Linked DNA regions of Mus musculus: all the other regions are linked to region 2. A link is a loop called in an ENCODE intact Hi-C map of the cell type or tissue named here. Cell type or tissue: gastrocnemius. All regions are shown on one strand.

What was found. Hi-C counts contacts between places; a loop is a spot of excess contacts. Peaks named below come from ENCODE experiments on the same cell type or tissue, not always from the same donor. Only the 100,000 strongest peaks of a DNase experiment are listed, where the experiment ranks them.
Region 1: it touches region 2 in a loop (2.6-fold over the local background); 5 of 42 quality-filtered maps call a loop at or near these places.
Region 3: it touches region 2 in a loop (10-fold over the local background); 35 of 42 quality-filtered maps call a loop at or near these places.

Annotation. Positions count from the first base shown.
Region 1 is chr10:95,795,450-95,803,449 of GRCm38, forward strand. No RefSeq gene overlaps it. Among named protein-coding and RNA genes, the nearest start is that of Gm33377, 18 kb to the right of the region's middle. In gastrocnemius, a CTCF peak has its summit at 3,096 (motif pointing right); DNase peaks (open chromatin) are centred at 5,441 and 6,168; H3K27ac peaks cover 4,317 bases.
Region 2 is chr10:95,546,446-95,554,445 of GRCm38, forward strand. It overlaps Nudt4 (nudix (nucleoside diphosphate linked moiety X)-type motif 4), which reads right to left. Exons shown (of 5, transcript NM_027722.5): 2 at 6,041-6,151; 3 at 5,004-5,048; 4 at 3,331-3,415; 5 at 562-3,045. The coding sequence ends at 2,843. Among named protein-coding and RNA genes, the nearest start is that of Mir3058, 8.9 kb to the right of the region's middle. In gastrocnemius, CTCF peaks have their summits at 4,202 (motif pointing right) and 5,423 (motif pointing right); DNase peaks (open chromatin) are centred at 2,865 and 6,074; H3K27ac peaks cover 4,196 bases.
Region 3 is chr10:95,853,701-95,861,700 of GRCm38, forward strand. The region is part of intron 3 of Gm33377 (a long non-coding RNA gene); the gene reads left to right. Among named protein-coding and RNA genes, the nearest start is that of Gm33543, 15 kb to the left of the region's middle. In gastrocnemius, a CTCF peak has its summit at 4,682; no DNase peak of the experiment used is centred here; H3K27ac peaks cover 230 bases.

The DNA.
Region 1 (8,000 bases), 250 kb after region 2:
AAGCAGGGTGTCGCTAAGTGACAGAATACTTGCCTGGCATGTGCAAAGGCCCTGGATTCAAGTCCTAGTACCACAAAGTAATAGCACCAGTGAAATCAAAGGCAAGTAGACAGAAGTCCCGACTGCTGACCAGAGTTCATCTTTCTGGTCCTTAACTTGGTTTCCTCACTGCTGGGACGAGGAAGTTGCTTGTTTTGTTGTGTCTTTTTCTTAGGAGGAAGTTACCTTATTTCCTGGCCCTGACCACTAGCTGGAGTCAACATTTGGATGCTGCTCCATGCAGATGACCCCTGCCAAGCAGATCAAGTCTTCATCATGTGGTTAACAGTGGCAACCATGAGTCGGACATGATCTCATGTTCAGGGGATGTAGGGAGAGACAGGAGCTGGACTCTGAAACTAGAATACTGAGTTCGAATCCCAACTTTGTTGTTTCTTGGCTATATGACCATCAACAAGTTCCTTAGCTTCTCTGTCGCTCAATTTCCTGGTTTTTAAAAGGAGTTAAATGTATTGCTTAAAAAGTAGATGACTTCAGAAGGCATCAGTGGCATAAAACAGTTATGTGTCATATTGTGAGGTATTCTCTCTCTCTGTATCTGTCTGTCTATCTCTGTTTGTTTTTTTTTTTTTTGAGACAGGCTTTTTCTGTCTAGCGTTGGTTGTCCTGGAACTCCTCTAGACTAGGCTGACCTTGAACTCACAGAGATCTGCCTGCCTCTACCTCCTGAGTGCTGGGATTGAGGGCATTTACCATCACCACACAGCTCTGTTTCTTACTTTACATGCATGATGAACTCAACAGCCATTAAAAAAAAAGTGTTGTAATCCAGGAGGTAGTGTCGAACACCTTTAATCCCAGTACTGGAGGCAGAGGCAAGTAGATCTCTGAATTAGAGGACACAGAGAAATCCTGCCTCAAAAACAAACAAACAAACAAGCAAGCAAACAAACAAACAAACAAAAAAGTATTGTAGTGTTGTACATATGAAAATGTCACAATGTAACCCATTACTGTGTGTCTTATTTAGGGTTTTACTGCTGTGAACAGACACCATGACCAAGGCAAGTCTTACGAAAGACAACATTTAATTGGGGCTGCCTTACAGGTTCAGAGGTTCAGTTTATTATCATCAAGGCAGGGACATGACAGAATCCAGGCAGGCATGGTGCAGGAGAAGCTAAGGTTTCTACATCTTGGAAGGCTGCTAGTAGAAGAATACTCAATTCCAGGCAGCTAGGATGAGGGTTTTAAGCCCACGCCCACAGGGACACACCTACTCCAACAAGGCCACACCTCTTAATAGTGCCACTCCCTGGACCAAGCATATATAAACTATCACATTATGTGTAATTAATTTATGCTAATGAAATATGCCCACCATATGGAGCTCTTTGGTTTAATTTCAATGTGCATGTTTGGGGGAGGTCACAAAACTAGCAAGGAGACTATGAGAAAGGAAGAAGAGATCTAAAGAATGGGGAGGGGCAATAGGGATGTGAAATACATGGATTGAAAGTGAACGGGGCCTATGAAGGGGAAGACATTGGTCCAACAAGAGAGGTGGGGGGCACAGGAAGAGGGTGGGAGAGTGGAACCAATAAGAGCAGGGCTTATGTGAAAATGCTCTGATGAAGTCATTGCTGTATGAGCTAACCTAACAAACGCAGAACAAGATAAATGAAAGTGGGAAAGGCCCCATGTTTAGATCAAGCCAAGTGAATGAAAAAAATTGGCACAACTTAGTTTAGGATTAATGTTGCCGCATATTAAATACTGATGTCCCGTTCATGGCTCCCGAAGTGTGGATGGAAGAAAGCTTGTGTTCTTGGTGTGGAGACACAGGATGGTACAGTACCCTTGGTTTCTGCAGAAGCTCTGAGATGCAAGGAGTCCCACAAGGTCATGAGTAAAGGAGATGTTGATCCCATTTTTCTTCCACCACCAGGATGTAGAATCCAAAAGGGAAAAACATCCTTGATAGAAAAATATTCAATGGCCTTTCAATACTAATAATTACAGAGTTGCACGCTTCGATGTATGAAGCACCTGCCCTCACATAGGAGTTTTATGTGAGGCTGAGAATTAATATACTTAGAGATATAACCCCTAGAATAGACCGTTGTCTTTAAGTGAAGTCAGTTTGAAATGGGGCCTGCGATGCACAAAGTTTGAAGCCATTATATTATCCTATAATTCTGTTTCCTTGTTTTGCTTACCTGCTTTATGGTCCACAAAAGACACTAATTACAGTCTTCCCATGCATGGAGAGACTGGTGCAGGGAGTAGAAGAGAGCAGATTAAAAGCCTGCTGTAGAACCTTGTTCTCCGGGGCCATGAGTCTGGCCAGCCCTTACACTTTAGCATCCCGAGTAAAGCTGGCCAGGGAAATGTCTCCCTCTCTGTAAACATATGACCTGCAAAGTTAATGGGAAGCCGCTGATGTTCCTCCCCAGAATAGAATCCTGGGTTAATGAAAGTCAGTAGGCATTCCTCCCAGATGTCCAAAAAGAAATGGAAGTGTCGTTGCTCTCATTTTAAAAGCCGCAGATTAGGAAAACCTAGTTTAAAGTTATCTAAATGATAACTAGACACTAATTTCAGGCAGAAAAACACAGGCCACCTTTCCGAATCTGTTACATGAGCCTCTCTCCTAGGCTCTGCAGTTCCAAGTTCTCACTGGTATTTAGACGGGGGTTACAGTATCCGTGTCGTTCTGGATATGGAAGGTGACACTGTGCCCATCAGCTCTGTTGATGGATATATTAAACATCATCCGACTAGCAAGCGTCCCATCTAGTCATACTGCCCCCAGCTTATTAACCAGGTGTTGCGTAAGAGAGGAAAGGATGTTCCCAGTGTGCTGTCAGTAGGACACAAATCTCCAGGTGACTTTCTTTTTTATAAAAAAAAATTAATTTATTTTATTTTATACATTTTACCTGCGTGTATCTATACATACACACATCTATCTATCTATCTATCTATCATCTATCTATCTATCTATCTATCTATCTATCTATCTATCTATCTATCTATCTATCTATCTATCTATCATATGTGTGCAGTTCCTAAGGAGGCCAGAAGGGGACATTATCAGATCCCATGGAAATGGAGTTACAGACAGTTGGGAGCTACCATGTGGGTTCTGGGAACCGAATCAGGTCTTCTGCAAGAGCAACAGTGTTCTTAACTGCTGAGCCACTTTTTTCAGCTCCATTGAGCTGCATTCTCAAATGGATCTACTTATTCATTTACTCATTATCTCAGTCCTTCAGCCTACATATATGCCCACGACAGTTCAGATTCTATATTAGAGGCCATGTTTCAGGGGTTACTGTGATGCCACAGCTATTCTAGGTGGCTAATAGTGTAAGCAAGATTCCTTTGGATCTTTAAATCTATAGTGCATGTGAAGTTGGGCTTAAGGGATCTAGAAATCCCTTGAAATTAAGTACACTAATGGATCTGAATGCACACAGAAACATTTTCTAGAAACAAAGATCCCTATCTTTCATCATAATGTTAAGGAACTTAGGACCCAAAGATGATCAAAGAGTATTGATGTAGAAGGAAAGAAAGCCTAAGCTATCTATTTATTGATCGAACGATAGATAGATAGATAGATAGATAGATAGATAGATAGATAGATAGATAGATAGATAGATTGTGAGAGAGAGAGCAAGGAGAGAGAGAGAGAGGAAAGGGGAGAGGGGGAGAGGGTAGAGAGAGGAGAGGAGAGAGAGGGGAGAGGGAGGAAAGAGGAGAGAGGAGAGAAAGGAGAGAGAGGAGAGAGGGGAGAGGAGAGAGAGGGGAGAGGAGAGAGAGGAGAGAGGAGAAGGGTGAGGGATGAGGGGTGAGGGGAGAGGAGAGAGAGAACATGAGTTAGTTGAATTGGGCTGAAAACCAGAGAGATAGAATTCTGGCTCTGACTCCCATCCCTTACTGGTTATATAAGCTTGGGGCAGCAATTTCAATGCTCTGGGCCATAGTCTTTCGTTAATTTAAAATGAGGTATTAAACCCACTCGGTCTGTGTTTGTCAGAAGGCCTAAATAAGATATAATACATGTGAAAATGCTACACTGTAAATTTCTAAAGCCAAACAAGGCTTGCAGAAATTACTGCTTTAGTTTGGGGCATTATTGGGAGAACAGAACCATTCATTAGCAACACCGCACTTTCCTATCATTAAATATGTTGTTTGTCCTCTCAAGGTCTTTATTCATGGATTAAAAATAAATCTGTTATGCATTTTGTTTCAAAGGGCATCTGATAAGGCTTTAAAAGTTTAAAACTATAAACTGAATAGTAAAAGGAGCAACTGAAAGTTAATGGAGCAGGACTTGTCAGGAGAGAGAGAGACTATATGCTGAATTCGAGATAACATCCATCTCATTTGCAAGGAGGAAATCTCTAACCCTCAGAATTATGCTAGAAATTTCCCAAGGGGTTGATTGGTACAATGCCCATGGTTTGATTAAATTCTTCACAGGACTTTTGGCCATGGGCACCCAAGGTTCCGGAACAATTATGATTAAAAAAATTTACTCATGCCAAGTCAGTTACAGGAGCAAGAGCTCCTGCCCCAAGTTTAGCCTGGTGGGATGATGCCTGCGATTTAGTCTTTCACATAGCAAAGTAACACAGTCTCCCTTTGGGGTCCTCTGACTCACTGTGCATCTAGATTATTAGGCTACTCATGCTTAAACAGTTCATCCTCTTGAGTATTTCTGAACTGTTTGCTTCCACGGTCAGGGTTAGGGTTAGGGTTAGGGTTAGGATTAGTGGGCTCCTCGAGAGTTTAAACCCATATTCTTAAAATACAGCTCTGCAGTGGACAGTTTAGAAAGTGGCCTAGCCTCCTCACCAAGGTAGAATTCTGAACAGGAAGGACCTATCCAGGTTCCCTTTCTGGCTTTTAAAGTTCGGCAAGATACAGTGTGATGGGTTGTCATCTGTTGGGGAGAAATACTTGATGTGATTGCTTAACTTCAGATATTATGAAGCCAACGGAGTGGTGTGGTGATGACTATATTTTAGGCCCATTATCAGATTCTTATTCATTTTTTTTTTTTTTGCAATAAGAACTACAAGACACCCCCAGAGCTATATTCATGATCCATTTCATTTAGCTAGGGTTTTGGAGATAATGTTCAACCAACATTGTGAGTAAAGACCCTTGAGAGGCTTGTATCTGAATCTTAGCTTCACTACTGACTAGCCATGACCTGCATCAAACTAATTTTGCTGAGGCTCCAATTTATAGTCAGTACAATGGGCTCAATGATAGCACCCCTTAGTAGAGGGTATTGAGAAGACCGAAAGAAGCAGAGGGCTCTCCGTTAAAGTGTTAACAGGGGGCCTGGAGCCTGAAGTGTGATCAGTGCCTTGTAGCATTTGGTGTTAGCCAAGGGAAGAGTGTGGGACCAGCTCCAGGCTGCAGCCTATTTGATGTGCTCCCTGTCATCCTGTGGCAAGGGCTCTGAGCTGAGTCTTTGTCCTTCTCCAAGCTTTATTAGTCACTGCAGACTGTCATTCTCTGTTTAAGCTTCAAGAACAACGGCTGCCTAATGTAGGTCTCTTTCTTTACCCTGAGTTGGAGTTGGGTTCCTATATCTGGACACTGGACTCTTTATCACAATGATTCTGCATGACACAGTGGTTGGAGGCAGAGGACATAAAACCCTCAGAGACAAGAGACCCCTCCCCTCTCTCTCTCTCTCTCTCTCTCTCTCTTTTTTTTTTTTTTTTTTTTTTTTTGCTGGCGTTGCAAACTGGAAAACAATTTCCCAGCCACCCTTGCCTCACGCTGCAGCAGAGGCTCAGACTTTGTGGTGTAATCATTTCATGCCCAGAGCTATGCAGCAGAAGGCAATTTACTGTTGGATCTTGAAATGGCTCCATTAAATGAATGCCTTTTGATTTAATAATCATTAGCGTCACACAAGACGCTGACTCTTAAGTATGGGCTTGGGGGAGAGGTGAAGCCTGGAATGCACTTTTCATGCTCTGTATTTTCGAGGTAGGCTTCTGTCTGAATTGACATCTCTTGAGCCAGCTCAGAGGGAGTGTGCATTTTCGGTTGCATTAGAGATCATGTGCATCACAAGAAGACTGGCTTCTGGTTGGGCTGGTGTGCTACTGTGAATACAGAGGGTGTGCCAGAGCCTCACTCTGGGCTGAGAGGTTCCTGCTGAGCTGGGTTTGCTGGGCCAGCTAGCAAGCTGGGGAACAGGGAGAGTGAACTATTTCTGGAACACTTGTAACCAGGCCTGGTGCTAGTCCCAGGGTCTCTTGCTGCACTAGAAGAAGGCAGAGCTCTCTTTCTCTGAAGTCATGACTCTTTTGGACTTGGGTTCCTGACTTCTGTCCATCTTCTCCCAGTCTGGTTGTATTTGAGTCCAGGAGTTAATGAGAATCATACCCAATCCACTAGATCAGTGGAATACATTTGTCACAGGGAATGAGGAGTCCCCAAGAACTAAGAATTTCAGTGTAGCTTGAAATGTTAATATAGTCTAATGCTGTGCTTTTGAAACAGGCACTTAGAAGCATTGCACACACTAGCAAGATTTTGCTGAAAGGACCCAGATATAACTGTCTCTTGTGAGGCTATGCCAGGGCCTAGCAAACACAGAAGTGGATGCTCACAGTCAGCTAGTGGAGGGATCATAGGACCCCCAATGGAGGAGCTAGAGAAATTACCCAAGGAGCTAAAGGGATCTGCAACCCTATAGGTGGAACAACATTATGAACTAACCAGTACCCCGGAGCTCTTGTCTCTAGCTGCATATGTAGCAGAAGATGGCCTAGTCAGCCATCACTGGAAAGAGAGGCCCATTGGACTTGCAAACTTTATATGCCCCAGTACAGGGGAATGCCAGGGCCAAAAAGTGGGAGTGGGTGGGTAGGGGAGTGGGGGGAGGGTATGGGGGCCTTTTGGGATAGCATTGGAAATGTAAATGAGGAAAATACCTAATAAAAATATTTTTAAAAAAAAGAAAAAAAAAAGAAGCTTTGGTTGTTGGAAAAGCACTGAGTCCTCACTTGGCTCAAAAGACAACTAAACATGGGGTAAACGCCTGGTTCCTCTGGTTCTTTTTCTTGTCGTCTTTCTATCTCTTTCCCTTTTACTAAAAGCACAGAGATAGCATTGCTTTGGTTTTGTTTTGTTGTTGTTTTTGATACAGGGTTTCTCTGCGTAGCCCTGGCTGTCTTGGAACTCACTCTGTAGACCAGGCTGGCCTCAAACTCAGGGAGTTCACCCATCTTTGTCTCCCAAGTGCTGGGATTAAAAGCATGAGCCGCCATCACCTGATTGCTCTTAACCTTTCCTCTTAAGTCCCATTGGACTCTTGGAATAGCAGGACCATACAGAACTGAGCCCTCTCCACATGAAGGCCGTTATCCAGGAAAGGGAGGTAGCATCACAGAACAGGTCATGGCAGGGATAACTGAGACATGGCCAACCAGAACATCCTGCTTAGTAAATCACACTCCTGGCTGTGTCCAGTTCTTCCTCTGCTCAGCAAACCTCATGTCAAAAGCCCAACACTGGACTTGGGGGGGGCGGTCACTGGACCCCTGCATTTGTCTCTTTTCCCACTGTGGCCCACATTGGATAAATCCCTCTCTGCTTTGCACTGCTACTCAGACTGTCCTGGAACTCTATAGACCAGGCTGCCCTCGAACTCAGGGTCTTTGCCTGCCTCTGTCTCCTGAGGGCTGAGTTGATTGGCACACTGGGTGTGGGTGGCTGAGTCCAGCCAGTTTGGGCCACTGAATCCTGAGGCTTTTGCTGTAAAAACTCCAACTAGGTCCCATCTTAGGGTTTTATCACTGTGAAGAAAAGCCATAGCCACAGCAGCTCTTATAAAGGGAACCATTTAGTTGGTGTCTTAGTCAGGGTTTCTATTCCTGCACAAAACATCATGACCAAGAAGCAAGTTGGGGAAGAAGTGTTTATTCAGCTTACACTTCCACATTGGTGTTCATCAC
Region 2 (8,000 bases):
AATAGAGACCAGGCTGGCTTTGAACCTGTGATTGATTAGCATAGCAGTGCTGCTCTCCTTGTCTCCCAGAGCTTAAAGGCATGTGTTATTACTACTTACCCAGCCCAAACTACTGCATTTAATCACTGCTCTGAAACTTCTAGTTCTTTTACATGTTTGAGTGGAAATTATAGTAAGGAATGTCCTGTTATTTTTCTAGTTTTGGTTATTAACCTATTAGGAAACTTCATGGCGTTAAGCCACCAATCCAAGTTAGTCGAAGTGCACAAGAGCTGTGTGTGTGTGTATGAAGTCTGATGTGAGTTTTACTGTAGAATGCCACATGGAAGTATAGAATGGCTGCACATGATATAAATCTAGCTGAGGGAACAGATTCTATACAGCAAAGGCATAGCTCTGAAACCTGTGTGTGTGATGCTGTGAACCTCTGTGGGTGCTGGAACCAATGTCAGATCATTTCAAAGAAGAGCAAACACTCTTAAGCCATTTCTCTAGCCCCCTGTAAAAGCATGTACCTGAAAGATGAAAACAGGCTCTTCTTAAACTAAAAATAAACATACAGAGGTTGTTTCCATTTTTATTTGATGTTTCCAAACGTAAAAAAGTCAAGATTCTTACAATTCTTACAACAGTTCGAATGCAACCATCTCAGATGAGACCATGCAAAGCAACTCTTGTACACATACCCTTTTCTCTCCTTCACCTTTGCTGCTTCATACGGTGTGACTGACAACTGGATGGCTTGTCCTTGGTGGGAAAATGCCATTTCTTTACACCACCACCCAACAGTTTCTACTTTTTTGCAAGTCAATTTTTAACAAGTTACTTTGCTTTTTTCTTTTAAACATTAGGAGGCACATGGAACTGGAGAATTTAGCTGCCCCGTTTTATTCAGCGCCTGCACAGATAAGCACAAACAGCAGTCTCCCCGCTGCAGGCGGCTGGGCTGGTAGACATGAGCTCTACTAGATTCAATTTCCTTTAGATCTTTCAAGTTCTGGGTTCCAGAAGAATAATGAGGAGCCCTCAGGTGAAATTTAACAGTGAAGCTGCATTCAGTTGCATTCTGTAAATCTTTGCTATTTGCATAGACTAAAGACAGTTTGCTAAATGGCACTGAAAGAAATCCTGACCCAGGTGACATGACTTAGTCCAAATGTTTCTGACCAAAGAAATTATACAACAATATTTATAGGCTAACTTTTAAAGAGATGGTTGACATGAATACTGTACATATTTTACATATAAAATAGGTTCATGCATTATTACCTCTGAGAGTATCGTGTACATACAAACCCCCAAGCACTTGTGATGGTTTATTTGCTGGAAGCAGTATTCTATACAAAACAGTCCAGTTTCTCTGTTGTGTTTAGTACAGGGAAGAATTGCAGAGAATCGTGAGAAAACAAGATAGAGAATGACAATCTGTGGGTTTCTTTAAAATGTTTCTTTTAAAACACCCAGAGTACATGACCTCTGTACAAAGAAAAATATAAAAGGTCTGGACGATCACGCTTGGTTACACTACATAATTTAGAATGAGTACTACTGGCTGAGTTCTTCTGCTTTGGAATCTAATGCTTTTAGTTCTGCTGCATCGGTGGCCCAAGATCTCATTATGGAAACGGTGCCAGTTTTCCTTACAGGCAAGGACCCTTGTCAGCAGCACTATTACAGTTTAAAGGTTAACAAGCGACAGAACAAATGTCTTCACTGTCTTAAGCTTGCCAGTTAGAGTATTTACAAAAGGTTAATAATGGCTAAAGATCTTTTCCTCTTCTCCCCCTTCACTTCCTCCATGAAGTCATGGTACTTTTTCATGGGATGGCCAATTTTGAGTCAGCACAAAGGCGAGGTACAATAATTCTTGGCTCGAATGTTCTAGTTTCCCCACAGTTAACTCATCTGACTCGTCACTTACTGACCCTCAAGACAGTGTCTTAGGCCTAGAACAGCCATCTTATTTAGTGTGACAAAGTCGTCACTGACCGGCATCCAAGGTTAGTCTAGTCCAGTGGTGAACAATGTCTCTAAATCAGAAACTGAAAATATATTTAAAGAGTACTCACCCTTGAGGGAAATGTGGCCCCTAATAGAGTCTATGTCAAAGAAGGGAAATAGCAGCTGAGCGTGCTAAATAGATTTCTATAACCAGTTTCAGGATGAGCTATGCAGAGCCACGTGTAAGTACTGACAGTTTTCCCTAAAAGACGGCACACTTTCACATCAAATCACTGTGGCAGAGGGGAACCGGTCCTAGTACATGGACCGTGACATAATTCTGCCTGTGAACAAATTCTCAGAAACAGGAAGCTGAAGTGCTTTGTCAAAGGCTCCTGGCCCATACAAACACGGCCCAAATCTGCAGTTTACAAAGGGAGAATATGACTCTCTTTAAGTTTTGGGGTGGATAGATTTCTTTAAATACCAAGAATTTTTCATTAATTCCCAACAAAGATTTGGTGTCTATTTTGATACTGTAAGAAAAAAAAAAATTGGGCAAAAAATATACCCAATAACCAGTTGATCTGTCAAAACAAACCATAGAATGTTAAGTGGACAAAAGTGAAAATGTCAAAAAGGTTATAAAAATGAAAACCAAAGGAATGGGGTACAATGAAGGCTTTAAAAAAAATTCCACATGGCTTTGGCATCTTAAAATATTTTTTGCTATTTTGTTATTTATTTTAAAAGACTTGAAAGCAGATGAAATACATGCAAATTATTTGAAATCCCTGCATAGCAAATACAGAGTTTGCCAGCAGCAGTCAGGTGTGTTAGAAGTGAAAGAGCCTCTCCTTGTGACATGTGCATCACATGATGGGGGAGGGACCCCAACCCTCTATCTTATACTGGATGGCACCCCAGAGGGCGGCGCAGCAGTCACAAACAAGGCATTGTTATCTGGGAGGGAAGGGACCGAGGAATTTCCATTGGTCGGAGAACAGCCCAGCTTTAGTTTTTCCAGATACTCTGCGTGGACAGGCTTATGACACTGAAGAACCTTGATTGCATCTTCTACTTTGAACCACTCTCTCTTCCTTCCTAGAGAAGAGTACAGCAGCAGTCACTGTCAGGTCAGTTTAAGAAGGCATACCCTACTAATATACAAGATTTCCTTTCTTTCCCCCCAAACAATGAGTTTTTTACTTCCTAAATGACTTAATAATATGGTAGGGAAAAATCATAAGGTAGTTCAAAAGTAGAACTACATGTTCACCCCTCTCAAAACAGTAACCAAAAAAATCAGTTAAGAAGGAATGGCAGAAGGTGGGAGGGACCAGAAGGAATGGCAGGTGGGAGGGACGGAGTAAAGGAACAGAAGCTCACCTATATTCACGGAGTCTTCCCAGTCTTCCAATATTTCAGTGACAGTCAGAACATAAACATATGTTCTGTGCTTCCGGTCTTGATTCTGCTTGAATAGAGAAAAAAAGCATTTTAATTCAGGGCTCTGGCCCAGTGACCAGCACGGCTGTTTCCAGTGTGACGGTGCATAGTGTAGCAATGCAGACAGAAGTGTGTATATATAAAACACACACCTCAAAATTGGCATTGGCAGGATGGCTCAGCACAGAAAAGCTGAGTTGGATCTTGGGAGCCTACAGTAGAGGAAAATCATTCCCAAAAGCTGTTCTCTAGCCTTTACACGTGTGCATACATGAGCACAGGCATGCACGCGCGCGCACACACACACACACACACACACACACACACACAAAAAAAAAACTTTGCACTGAAGATGGTAGGCATAGTAGTAGTTCACAGCTGAAATCAGAACCTGGAGGACCAAGGCAGGAAGGATTCAGTTTCAAGGCCGCCTGGACTACCTACCTAGCAAGTTCTAAGCCAGCTGAGGTCAGATTTACGATCCTGTCTCAAGACCAAAGACACTAGTCTGGGTATGTTGGTGCACCCCAGAAACCTCAGCATTTAGAAGCTGAGACAGCCTGCATTACAATGATGTATCTCAAAATCTGAAACGGGAGGTCCAACACCGCCAATGGGAAATTGCTAAAAACATGTCACGTGCTGTGATACTCTAAAGGGAAAAACTGCTGGCTGCCATTTCCTGTCAAATAGTGTGCTGTCTCCTTAACCAGTTAAGTTTTAGTTATGATTTTTCTTTACAAACTGGCCATAGTGACAAAGGTGTAATTGGTTTCTACACATTATCACAGAAAAATTTGTATTTCTCACTTTAACCAGAAGATGGTGCTATGTAACCACAGATAGGCATTTTGTGTAATATTTTAAGAACTACATTTAAAAATTTTTTATCTTATGTGCCTGCATATGCCTGAGTGAGGGTCAGGTCCCCTGGAACTGGAATTACACTTGTGGACGTGGGTGCTGGGAGTTGAACTCAGGTCCTCTGGCAAAACAACCAGTACTCTTACCTTGAATATTCTTACCATTGAGCCATCTCTCCAACCACAAGAACTGGTGCCTTATCAATTCCAATACATACACACTTGAATTCCTAAAGGCTTAATTAACTCTTGGTTCTACCAAGAAAGACTGAGCTAACTCTTACGTTTTGATGAGGGAAGACCCCGTACTTGTGGCACAGCACACACCACACTGACTAGGGATTCACTGACTTCTCAACCCAGCCTCTCTCTCCACCGTCCCCTTGCTGAATTCCATCCTGCCTCGTTAGTGAGAGAACACAAATGAGGTTTATTTTAGCATTTATTCCTTGTACCTGAGTTTTCCGTGGTCCTTCAAGTCACTGTTTGTTGTTCAGCGTCACATGCTGAACTAGACAGAACCCAGTCGCCCCCAGATCTTAAGACCTAGATCTCAGACTGCTAAAGATGCTGCCTATGCCCATGTGGCCAGTCTTTGTGTGAGCTCTACTCCACGGTCAGACATGGGTAACTACCCAGCCTCCCCCGATGCTAACCAGTGGCCTGCCTGCTGGTCGTTTTAGAGGAACCTGGTGCAGGCTGCTGTTAGGAAGAATCAGGAATCAAAGTGAGGGCTATTTTGTGACTCACCTCAAATATTCCGAGCAGTCTGCCTAGCTTTCCTTTGACTCCAGCCTATTAAAAAAGAAACAGGCTAGGTAAGTAAAATGCTTATCTTCATAATGATTCATTATAAGCTATGTTTTGTTTCAACTTCTGAATCTAAATAGTTCAGGCGTTCCCTAGCAAGTTAGCTGTCTAATTGTAAATTTCTTGGCCATACCAAGACTCACTGCCTATGTATAGAATAATGGCTCAATTCACACACAAATCCCAATTGCCTGGATTGATTAGATGACTTTCATTTAAAAAGAAATGACATGGGTGATAAAAAATGAACTTCTTATCAAACTGAAGGAAAACAATTTTCTGTATGAACTAACAGACTCCCCCCACTTCTCAATTTTTAAAAATTTTCATTTATTGTATGAGCACTTTGCTGCATAGACATCCTTAGGCCAGAAGAGGGCATCAGATCCCCTTATAGATGGTTGTGAGTCACCATGGGACAGTTGGGGATTGAACTCAGAACCTCTGGAGAAACAGCTGAGCCATCTCTCCAGCCCAACTATACCTTCTTACAAACCTGCCTTCTTTTCCAGGCAAGAGCTACAATTCTCTAGCCACCATTCAAAGGGTCCTGATTCCTCACCCCTGTTACTATAGCAACAGCAGCAATGGCAGTGCTTCCTGTCAGTGAAGCTGGGAAGCATTTCCCCCAGGAAGCCCATCTCCCAAGACTAAAACCTTCCTGAATGTACCCGGAAGCCCAGTGACAGAGTCTAGCATATACTACACACTTCTACCTTACATGGTCTCATCTGAGTGTAAAGCCAAGTTCCAATCCTGAGGGAAGGGACAATCAGGCCACTTGAGATTTTGTGCATGAAGGTGTGACACCTTTTATTATTGAATTTTAAGGCAGTTTGAATGTAATCTAGACAATCCTTATAAACATTGCAGAAGAGAACACTTCTGTCAACTGCCTGCTTGCATTTGCTCAGGATTACCTGGCAAAAAGCCAGAAGACCCTCCTGTAAAACCCCTCAAGACAGCCTTCATCTCACCTCTTCATACACTTCCCTCACAGCAGCACCGCCAGGCTCCTCCTCCGGCTCCATCCCTCCTCCTGGGACAATCCATTGGTCTGGGTACCGACTGCTACTCACCAGCAGCACCTGTAGAACCCATAGTAGCCACAGACTTAGGCACTAAGACACAGATAGCATTTTCATGGCTGTTGCTGGACTCTGGATTAATCCACTCTGAAATCTCACTGAAATTATTAAGGGCACACATCAACAGGATACAGACTGACATCACTAAACCATCCTACTTCTGCAGACTCATTTATATTGGGGTGTGTGACTTTGGCTAGCCTGGAACTCTGGCTCCTCTGGGATTATTTAAACTACCAGATTTAAGAAGTGCAGTTTTTGAAGGGCAGTGGTGGTGCACGCCTTTAATCCCAGCACTATGGGAAGCAGAGGCAGGCAGATTTCCGAGTTCCAGACCAGCTTGGTCTACAGAGTGAGTTCCAGGACAGCCAGGGCTTCAGTTACTCTTGAGCTATATATAGAATCTTTTCTCTTCAAATTAAAGACACAAGGCCACAGGCAGGCCACCCTGTTCACCCATGATCTAAGAGTTTGTGAAGACCAGTGCTGTGAGAAAGAAGTAGGGAAATGTGCGAACAAACACTAGCTGAGCAGAGTGTGAAGCTCACAGTTAGGTGGGAAGAGGGGCCTGCATATTCCAAAACCATTTGATTAAGCCAGTCAGATAAACAGCTGTTAACTTGTGTCTAGAACAAGGGCAAACTACAGTGCACTAGTTTTGAACAGCTCAAGCTGAAAAGGAAAACAAAAAACAAAACAAAACAAAACAAAACAAAAAGGTTCTTTTTTCTCTTCCTTTGTTTTTGGAAATGGGATCTTGCTGTATAGCCTAGGCTATATGGAACTTGGTATGTAGCTAGCACAGGCTATGTATGCTTGAACATACTCCTCTGGCTCTTAAAATTAAAAGCTAGGGATTCTATAGAAGATGCCAGGTGGTTTTTATGTTTTAAATTATGTAATATTCAGACTTCAGTGCTCATAAGTAAAACTTTATTAAGCAGTAGACACTATCACTCACTTTTGCATTTTGTCTGGTGCTTTTATGCGGCTGTGACAGCAGAATTACTGAGAATAGACCAGATGAGCTGCAAAGCCTGGAATAGTCACGTGACCTTTCACAGGAGAAACTTGCAGACCCATGATCAAGAAGAGCATTAAGCCCACAGTATTAAAAACCAAAACAAACACCACCAACAACAACAAAAAGCCCACTCTCACCATAAACAAGGATCCAAGTTGCTAACTCAATAGCACTGAGGTACTACTGCAGTCATTGTTCAAATGAGAAACTGAAATGCATTCATTCAAGTAGTACAAGTCTGAAACAACCGAACACTCCTGAAGGTAGCACATGTCTTACCTATCCTGAACTATGCTGCCTTCAAATACATTTCAACAGTCTTCCCGTGGACGGGGAACACACCACATTCACAACTTAGTTGATGGTACTTGGGATCAAACCCAAGGCCTTGGACATGCTAGGTATCCTAGTCGGCTTCCCATTGCTCTGATAAAACACTGGTCCAAACCAACTTGGGGTAGGGAGCAAAGGGTTTATTTATTTGGTTTATACTTCCAAGTCACCATCCATTACTGAGAGAAGTCGGCAGACGCTGAGGAGGACAGCAGGGAGCATTGAGACTCACTGGCTTATGCTCACCACACTTACACAACCCAGACCCACTTGCCTAGGGATGGTGCCACCCACAACGGGCTGAGCCTGCCCTCCCACTTCACTTGGTCAAGACAATCTCTTACAGATATAGCCTCAGACCTATCTGATCTACAATTACTCAACTAAGGTTCCCTCTTCTCAGGGAAATCTGTTGTGTCGAGGTGATAACATAACATTAGCAAGCAGCACAGCAGGCAACCACTCTAAAATTGAGCTATATCCTCATCTCCC
Region 3 (8,000 bases), 310 kb after region 2:
GTGGTTCTCAACCCCTTGGGGTCACCCACCCTAAGATTGTCTGCATATCGGGTATTTACATTATGATCTATAACAGCTGCAAAATTACAGTTAGGAAGTAGCAGTAAAAATAACTTTATGGCTGGGGGGTTACCACAGCATTAAAGGGTTGCAGCGATAGGAAGATTGGGAACCACAGCTCTAAGGCAACCCAAGCAGTAGAAAGCCAAGGTTTATTTCTGTTAGGAAACCCGAGCTCATCTTCCCTCTCCAATCCCACACTCGCACATTTTTTATCAGCTTTTACCTAGCTGTGGTCTCTCCCAGGAGCCATCAAAGACTTTTCCCTTAAACTCTCCCTGAGCATCTTTTTTTTTTTTTTTTTTTTAAGATTTATTTTATTATACATAAGTACACTGTAGTTGTCTTCAGACGCACCAGAAGAGGGCATCAGATCTCATTATGGGTGGTTGTGAGCCACCATGTGGTTGCTGGGATTTGAACTCAGGACCTTTGGAAGAGCAGTCAGTGCTCTTACCCGCTGAGCCATCTCTCCAGCCCCCTATCTGAGCATCTTATAGTCTCCCTGTCTGAGCATTTTACACTCTACCTGTCTGAGCATCTTACAATCTCACTGAGGTTTTCTTTCCATATCGTTAGAATCATGTGATAAATCAACAAAATCTGAGTGCTACAATCTAGGGCCGTGTTTTTCCAAGATGTCTTCCTCAAGATGAAGGGGAGTTGGTGCTTAGTAGGAAATGGGTATCCTGGCCAAATGCATTTAGAAAACGCCAATTCACCAGGGTTCTATACACTATGTATTCTGAGCAGGTTTGGTACACTCACCCTGATAGTGAGCACAGATGCCATGGGGTGGGGATTGGTAAAATGTGGAGAGGCAGTTATTTGATTTTCTTTCAGATTATAGAAAAACAATAAGAATATATCAAATAGAAATATCTCATTTGACATTTTATTTTTCTGGACAGGGTCTCACTCTGTAGCCCAGGCTGACCAGGATCTCCTGGCAATCCTCCTGATTCTGTCTCTTGAGTACTGGGATTATAAGTGTGAGTCATCACACTGGGCTTGGCATGAACTTAGGTACATATGTAAATTTAAAGGTTCCTGCAACTATCGTCAGAAAGGTAAAAACAAGCAAACAAACAAAAAAACAAAACAAAACAACCAACCAACCAACCAACCAACAAATCAAATCAAACAGGTGAACTATTTATAAGCAGGCTTCTGTTTTGTTTTCTGACTTAAGTCGGGCTCTCATTTTGTAGCCCAGGTTGGCCTCAAACTAGCAATAGCAATGTAGTTCAGGTTGACCTGGAGATCCTCCTGCCTCTGTTCCAGAATGCTGCTGTTATGCTAAGTATGAGTTACAATGGCTGACTTGAGCATTCTTGATTTCAAAGCAGTTGTAGGTTTTTGTAGCCAAACTGAACAAAAGTACTGGAGTTTACACATAGCCTCTGCCTCAAATCTGCCTTGCTTCTGCTCCTATCCCTTTTCTGATGATCTATTTTTATTTAGCTCAGTAGGTAAAAAGACCATTATTTATTTATTTATTTATTTATTTATTTATTTATTTTTTGGGTTTTTTGGTTTTTCGAGACAGGGTTTCTCTGTATAGCCCTGGCTGTCCTGGAGCTCACTTTGTAGACCAGGCTGGCCTCGAACTCAGAAATCCGCCTGCCTCTGCCTCCCGAGTGCTGGGATTAAAGGCGTGCGCCACCACGCCCGGCTAAGACCATTATTTAAACATCAATCAATGTAACATGATTGAAGGGATGTGCTGCATGTCTGTTTTGCCTTTTCTGTACACTGTTTTGGTCTCTTCATTTGAAAATGTAGCCTGAGCCCTACTGCAAATGCTTGCCAGTCACATGTGGCCACTGGCTCCTGTGTGACTGCAGGTGTAGAGGGCTGGAGTCTGGAAAACCCGGTTCCAGGAACAGGGTTGGGGAATGCTGGCTAAGTTTCATCCTGCAGTCACACAAATGTATTTCAGGACCCTGAAATTCTGCAGTGATTTTTCCGTGAAATACAGGCAATGCTATACATAATGCACAAATTTCATGACTCCAGGGGGGCAATTCATCCCACTACACCATGATTCTAGCACAAATCTTTTCCTTCATAGGAGGGAGAAGTCCAGTTTCCTTCCTGTGCCCTTTGGGAGTACAGCTTTGGATTCCTTGTCAACTGGGTTAGAATGGGGCTTTGTCTAGGGACCCAGAAGACTTCGTTAGCCTGGATGCCTCAGCTTGCCATTCTACTTGGAGCTTTTTAGAATCATGTGTTGTGATCCTTAAGATTTGCAGGACTTCTCCAGACTAGCTTTTCTTGTTCACATCCAAGTCTGTCAGGCAGAGTGCCTGAGGATTCCTGACCATAGACTGTTGTGATGGGCGATGGTCTTTGGGCCTGAGGGTAAAAAGGGAAAAGAAAAAAAACAAACAAACAAATGAAAAAAACCAGAGTCTTGAAGCTCCCAGATGTCTTAGTTATTGTTCTATTGTTGTAAAGAGAAAATATGATAAAGGCATCGCTTATAAAAGAAAAACACTTAACAGGGTAAAAATGTTCTTGATTTAAGAAGGTAGTAAGAATCCATGGCCATCACAGTGGGAAGCACACAGGTGCGGTGTTGGGGTAGTAGTTGAGTGCTTTACATCCTGATCCATAGAAAACTGGCAGAGAGAGAGAGAGAGAGAGAGAGAGAGAGAGAGAGAGCACCTGAGCCTGGTGTGGCCTTAGGCCATCCCTAGTGACACACCTCCTCCAACATGGCCAAACCTCCTGATCTTTCCATCAACTGGGGTCAAACATTCAAATATGCTCCTATGGGAACTGTTCCTATCTGTTCCAAACTACCACACCATGTATTCACAAACAAACGCTTACTGATCACCTACCAAGTGACAGTCCCTGTTACTGGTGCTGGGACACATCAAAAGACAAAGTTCTATGGGTGCTGAAAGATTCTAATGACAAAAGACAGATGAATTGCATAAGTACGGGTAGATTGGAGAGAAGTAGATTAATTTATTCTTTAGTTAAGGCTGTAATTGAAGGAAAGAGGGAACCAATTCAAGAACAGTTCTCTTAGCCTCTGTCCATTATCCATTGATATAAAATGGTACCTTTAATTAAATGATGCATCCTCCCATATGCCTTGACTCGTGTTTAGGTTATATATAATCGCCAACCCAATATAAATGTTGCATAAGCAGTTGTTAAGCTTATTGTTTGGGAAAAAATGACATGTCAGTACAGATTATGTGTAATAAATATTATATATCTATATATAGAAAGAAGAGCAGGGAGTCTTACTGTGTGACTTTGGCTGGGCTTGGAACCAGAGAGATCTACTTGCTTCTGTTTACTGAGTGCTGGGATTAAAAGCATCACCAATCTCAGCTCAGACTATGCATATATAATATTATATATAATAAATATATATAACATATATTTTATAGTGCTGGGTGCAGAACTTATAGAGAGTTAATGGCACACATTTATAAGTACATATAAATACACACATAATGCTATTTTCTTGTTTATTGTCACATGCTTTTGTACCTTCAGTACTTTTGTGAACATGTGGTCTTTCTATGTAGATAATGAAACTATTGAATGACAACCAAGGTGTGTGTTGCTCACACAGCTCTCTACTGAGTACACAGCATGGGCTCAACCATTTCAGGAGAAAGAGAGGCTTCGCTCTCCGACTGTTCAACTTACAAGAGGTATCAGGAGCAAAACGTGTCATAATGAGCTGGCTACTCACCAAAAGCAGCCCTCACTTAAATCTTTCTCACTCTGCTCCAGTTCCTATCCTGCCCAGCAAGTTGTCACTGTGTTGCTCATAGCCTGGCTTATTGTCAGATATAACACAAGCCTGAGACGATGGGAAGTTGAAACAGTCGTTACACAGGGGGATTTGCCAAATTTTCTGGATTTTGTGGAGTTGGTGAAAGCAATACAGAAAAACCACTGGGATTATATGCCACGGACACCTGAGAACTGGACCGTGGTCTCCCTGTCCATCGTGGAGGCAAAGGATGTTGGGAACAAAGACAAAGGTTTTAAAGGGAAGGGCTGGCTCAATATTAAGGGAACAGAAAAGTTGCTTAGAAACCTAACATTTCAGAATAGCTTTTTAGTGCATGTCCTATTAAAAAATCGAGTCAAGTGTGAAGAACGTTGTATAAGCCCCATGGTGGCACATGCCAATAACCCCAAAATTCGGGCAGCTGAGATAATGAGATGTCAACGTTAGCCTGGCTACACAGTGCAAACTTATCTCAGAACAAAACAATTCAGGGGCTGGGCTGGAGCTCAGTTGGTAAATTGCTTGCCTAGCAAGTTTAGTGCTTTGAGTCTGATGTCCAGCACTGTGGAATTGGCATGGTGGTAGAAATCATTAATCCCAACACTCAGAGTGGAGATGGGAGTCAGAAGTTCTGGGCCTTCCTTAGCTGCATAGCAAGTGTGAGATGAATCTGCGTTACATGAAATCCTGTAATTTTTTTTAAAAGAATGAATGAATAAAAGAAGAAAGAAAGGAAGGAAGGAGAGAGAGAGACAGAGACAGAGAGACAGAGAGACAGATACAAGTTCCTCAAGGTCACAGAGCTGGTTTGAAAGACCACATCTCCACTACACAACACTGCCTCCTAGAGGAAATACACGTGTCAACTCTTAACAAGTTTGGAAAAAAGCTGTTGTAAAACCCCATTTTTTTGCAGCCCTCACAGAAATAACTTTTTTCATTAAGCAGTCTCATCTCAGAGAATTTTTGAGTGACAGATGAGTGTAGTATCTTACTGCCTTGCCACTGTATATCATACAGGCTAAAACTTTCAAAGTCTGAATATCCCAACTGCTGCTAGTTAGAGCCTGTTATCTTGTTTTCTTCCTGTCTCCAGGGCCTATTGGGAAAATTAAGCACATCTGATAAACGTTCAGCATCTAGATACCTTACCTTGTAGTTCAGCTGGGAGGCAGACACTAAATAAAATAATAATAAGATAAAATAAAACCTTGCCGCTCACAATGATATGCTGCCTTTGTCTGCCTTTCAAGCAGAGGAAAGCTAACGACCACGTATGGCTCTAGGCAAGAATGCTGATTTGCAGTCTCTTCAGGAAATTGTAGAGCTTCCGAAGAAGACAATATTCGTAGTCAAAATAGATTAAGTTGAAGCCAAGGGCAGAGCTAATGATACTGTGTGTTTGGTTGGAAACAAGTAGCAGACGACTAAGCTATGATAGCAGACAGTCTGCCCTGTAATCCTCCTTTGTTCTTAGGTCCCTGTCACCCACAGGATGGAAAAAAAAATAACATTTTCTATATGAGTACTTCACATTTTTGCAGATGGGTCAGAAAAAAAAAATCATGCTCTATAAACAAATGGGATGCAGGGCAAGAGAGGCAAATGTGTGTCTTTGGGAAAGAGTGGGCCTTCACGCCGACGTTTTCAAAGGATGTAAGAAAATCCTACAGCATTCTCTAGGATTCCAGGGAGGCCACACTGCCTTACAGAAGGGGCTAGAGAGAGTGGCTTCTCTAATAAAGATGGGGTGTCAAGGGTAGTAGACTACCAGAAATTTGCTTTGTATTAAAATGAATTGTAGGCAAGGATTCACAGAAAGATGTATATATACACTTGTGTTTGTAGCAAAACTACTCATGATTGCCCGAAAGTGTAAGGACTCTGTGTCCATGAACAGATAAGGCAGAACAAAACCACAATACATTTATAACCTGGGACAAAAAGCAGCCTTATAAAGGAAGGATATTGTTTTATTATTATTATTATCCACTTATTTATTTTATTTATATGAGTACACTGTAGCTGTCTTCAGACACACCAGAAGAGGGCACCAGATCCAATTACAGATGGTTGTGAGCCACCACGTAATTGCTGGGAATTGAACTCAGGATCTCTGGAAAAGCAGTCGGTGCTCTTAACTGAGCCATCTCTCCAGCCCCATAGAAAGGATAATCCATAACTGAGATGCACCACACTTGAGTCTTCACACTGTGCTAAGCCAAATAAGTCAACCACAGAAGGAACGTGGCATTGATGAGTTCCTACAAAGCCAGGAAATAAAGCAAGGATGTTGTTAGTGTGCATCAGAATCCCTCAAAAGACTTGTTAAAGCAGTTTCCTGGGCACTCTCCTTAGCACTGCCTGTTGGGACACAGAATTGTACTTCTAAAAAGTTCTCTGATGGGGCTGATGATGCTACTTGGAAACCATGCTGAGAATTAACGAGCTAACCTGTGCTCTTATTTATTATAATGTAACAATAGGACTTGTTCTGTCTAAGGAAACTTGTAGGAACCACAGGGTAACTCGATGTGTTGAGAGGACTCAGTGGTGACAGTATGATGAACCAGTCACCTTGCAGGTGACTTTCTTTGCTCTAGCATATGGGCAGTTACTGATCTCTGTTAACTGAGTGTGACCGTTCAGATGTTTTCCACTGAAACATGTGGACAAAGACTCATAGCATCGTGACTCCTCATCAGCTTCTCCGGTCTATTCAGATAGTTTGTGAGGTCCCATTTAAGGATGATCCCTTGGGCCTTAAAACTGAGGTTAGATTAAACTCAGGGTTACGCAGGTTAGCATTTAATGATGCTCTAATTAGTTGACGAGAGGAATAAAGATATTTGGATATGGTTTGAGTGTGTCTCACAAAGATTTGTGTGTTTGGGATCTTGGTTCCTAGTGTGGCAATGTTAGGGTAGTAAGACCTTGAAGGCGTGAGATCTAGTGGGACATTGAAAGACTGGCCCGTTCTGCTTGATCGGTATCCTGATCAGTAACATGATTTATCCATCCTCACATCATCAGCTGTATTGAACAATGGTGTCCTCACCAGAGCTGAGCAACTGCCAAAGCCACACCCTTAAATCTTCAACATATGAGATAAATAAATCTTATATTTATAATGACATCCTTATAAATCTTATATTATAATGACATCAGGTGTTTTATTAACAAGAAGAAGAAGGAGAAGAAGAAGAAGAAGAAGAAGAAGAAGAAGAAGAAGAAGAAGAAGAAGAAGAAGAAGAAGAAGAAGAAGCCACAAGTGGTGGCATGGGTCTGTGATCCCACATTGGAGCAGAGGTTCAGTGCTGAATGAGACTGCATGGCATGACCCTGTCTCAAAGTCAAGGAAACAAAAGCAAAACCACGCCTCCAAAAAATATACAAAGGAAGAGGAGAGGGAGGAGGTAGAGAAGATGAAGAGGAAGAAGGAGGAGGGGTAGGGGTAGAGGAGGAAGAAGGAGGAGGAGGAAGAGGAAGAAGAAGAAGAAGAAGAAGACGAGGAGGAGGAGGAGGAGGAGGAGGAGGAAAGCAAGCAAGAGAAAGAAAGAAAGAAAGAAAGAAAGAAAGAAAGAAAGAAAGAAAGAAAGAGAGAAAGAGAGAGAGAAAGAGAGAAAGAAAGAAAGAAAGAGAAAGAAAGAAAGAAAGAAAGAAAGAAAGAAAGAAAGAAAGAAAGAAAGAAAAGGAAGGATTACTTCAGAAAATCAAATAGTTGTTATTACATTGGAAGGGCCAGATGATACATAGTAAAACTTTTGAAAATTTGTTTGGAAAAGTAACAGGACAGCATGAAAGTTCAAAGACAAAACATTTATGATGCTATCCAAGCTTCAATAGGACCACCTTTGTAGAATCTTAGAATGAATTGTCTCAGCAGTTCCACAGCTGAATATGAATAGTTTAATCTTCCTTCCTGCAACCCATGTCTCAGGTTTTAAAAATTCCACAATTTCTTCAGCATCACTTGACAATTTAGTCAAATCAAGACACTGGTCCTCTTTTTTCTTTTTTTTAAACTTATCTATTTGCTTTACACCCTGACCACAACTTCCCCTCCCTCAATTCCTCCCAGGCCTCCCTCACACTCCACTCTCCTCCCTTTCTCTTCAGAAGAGGGGAGCGCCCATGGAGATCGACTTGGCACATCAAGCTGCAGTAAGAC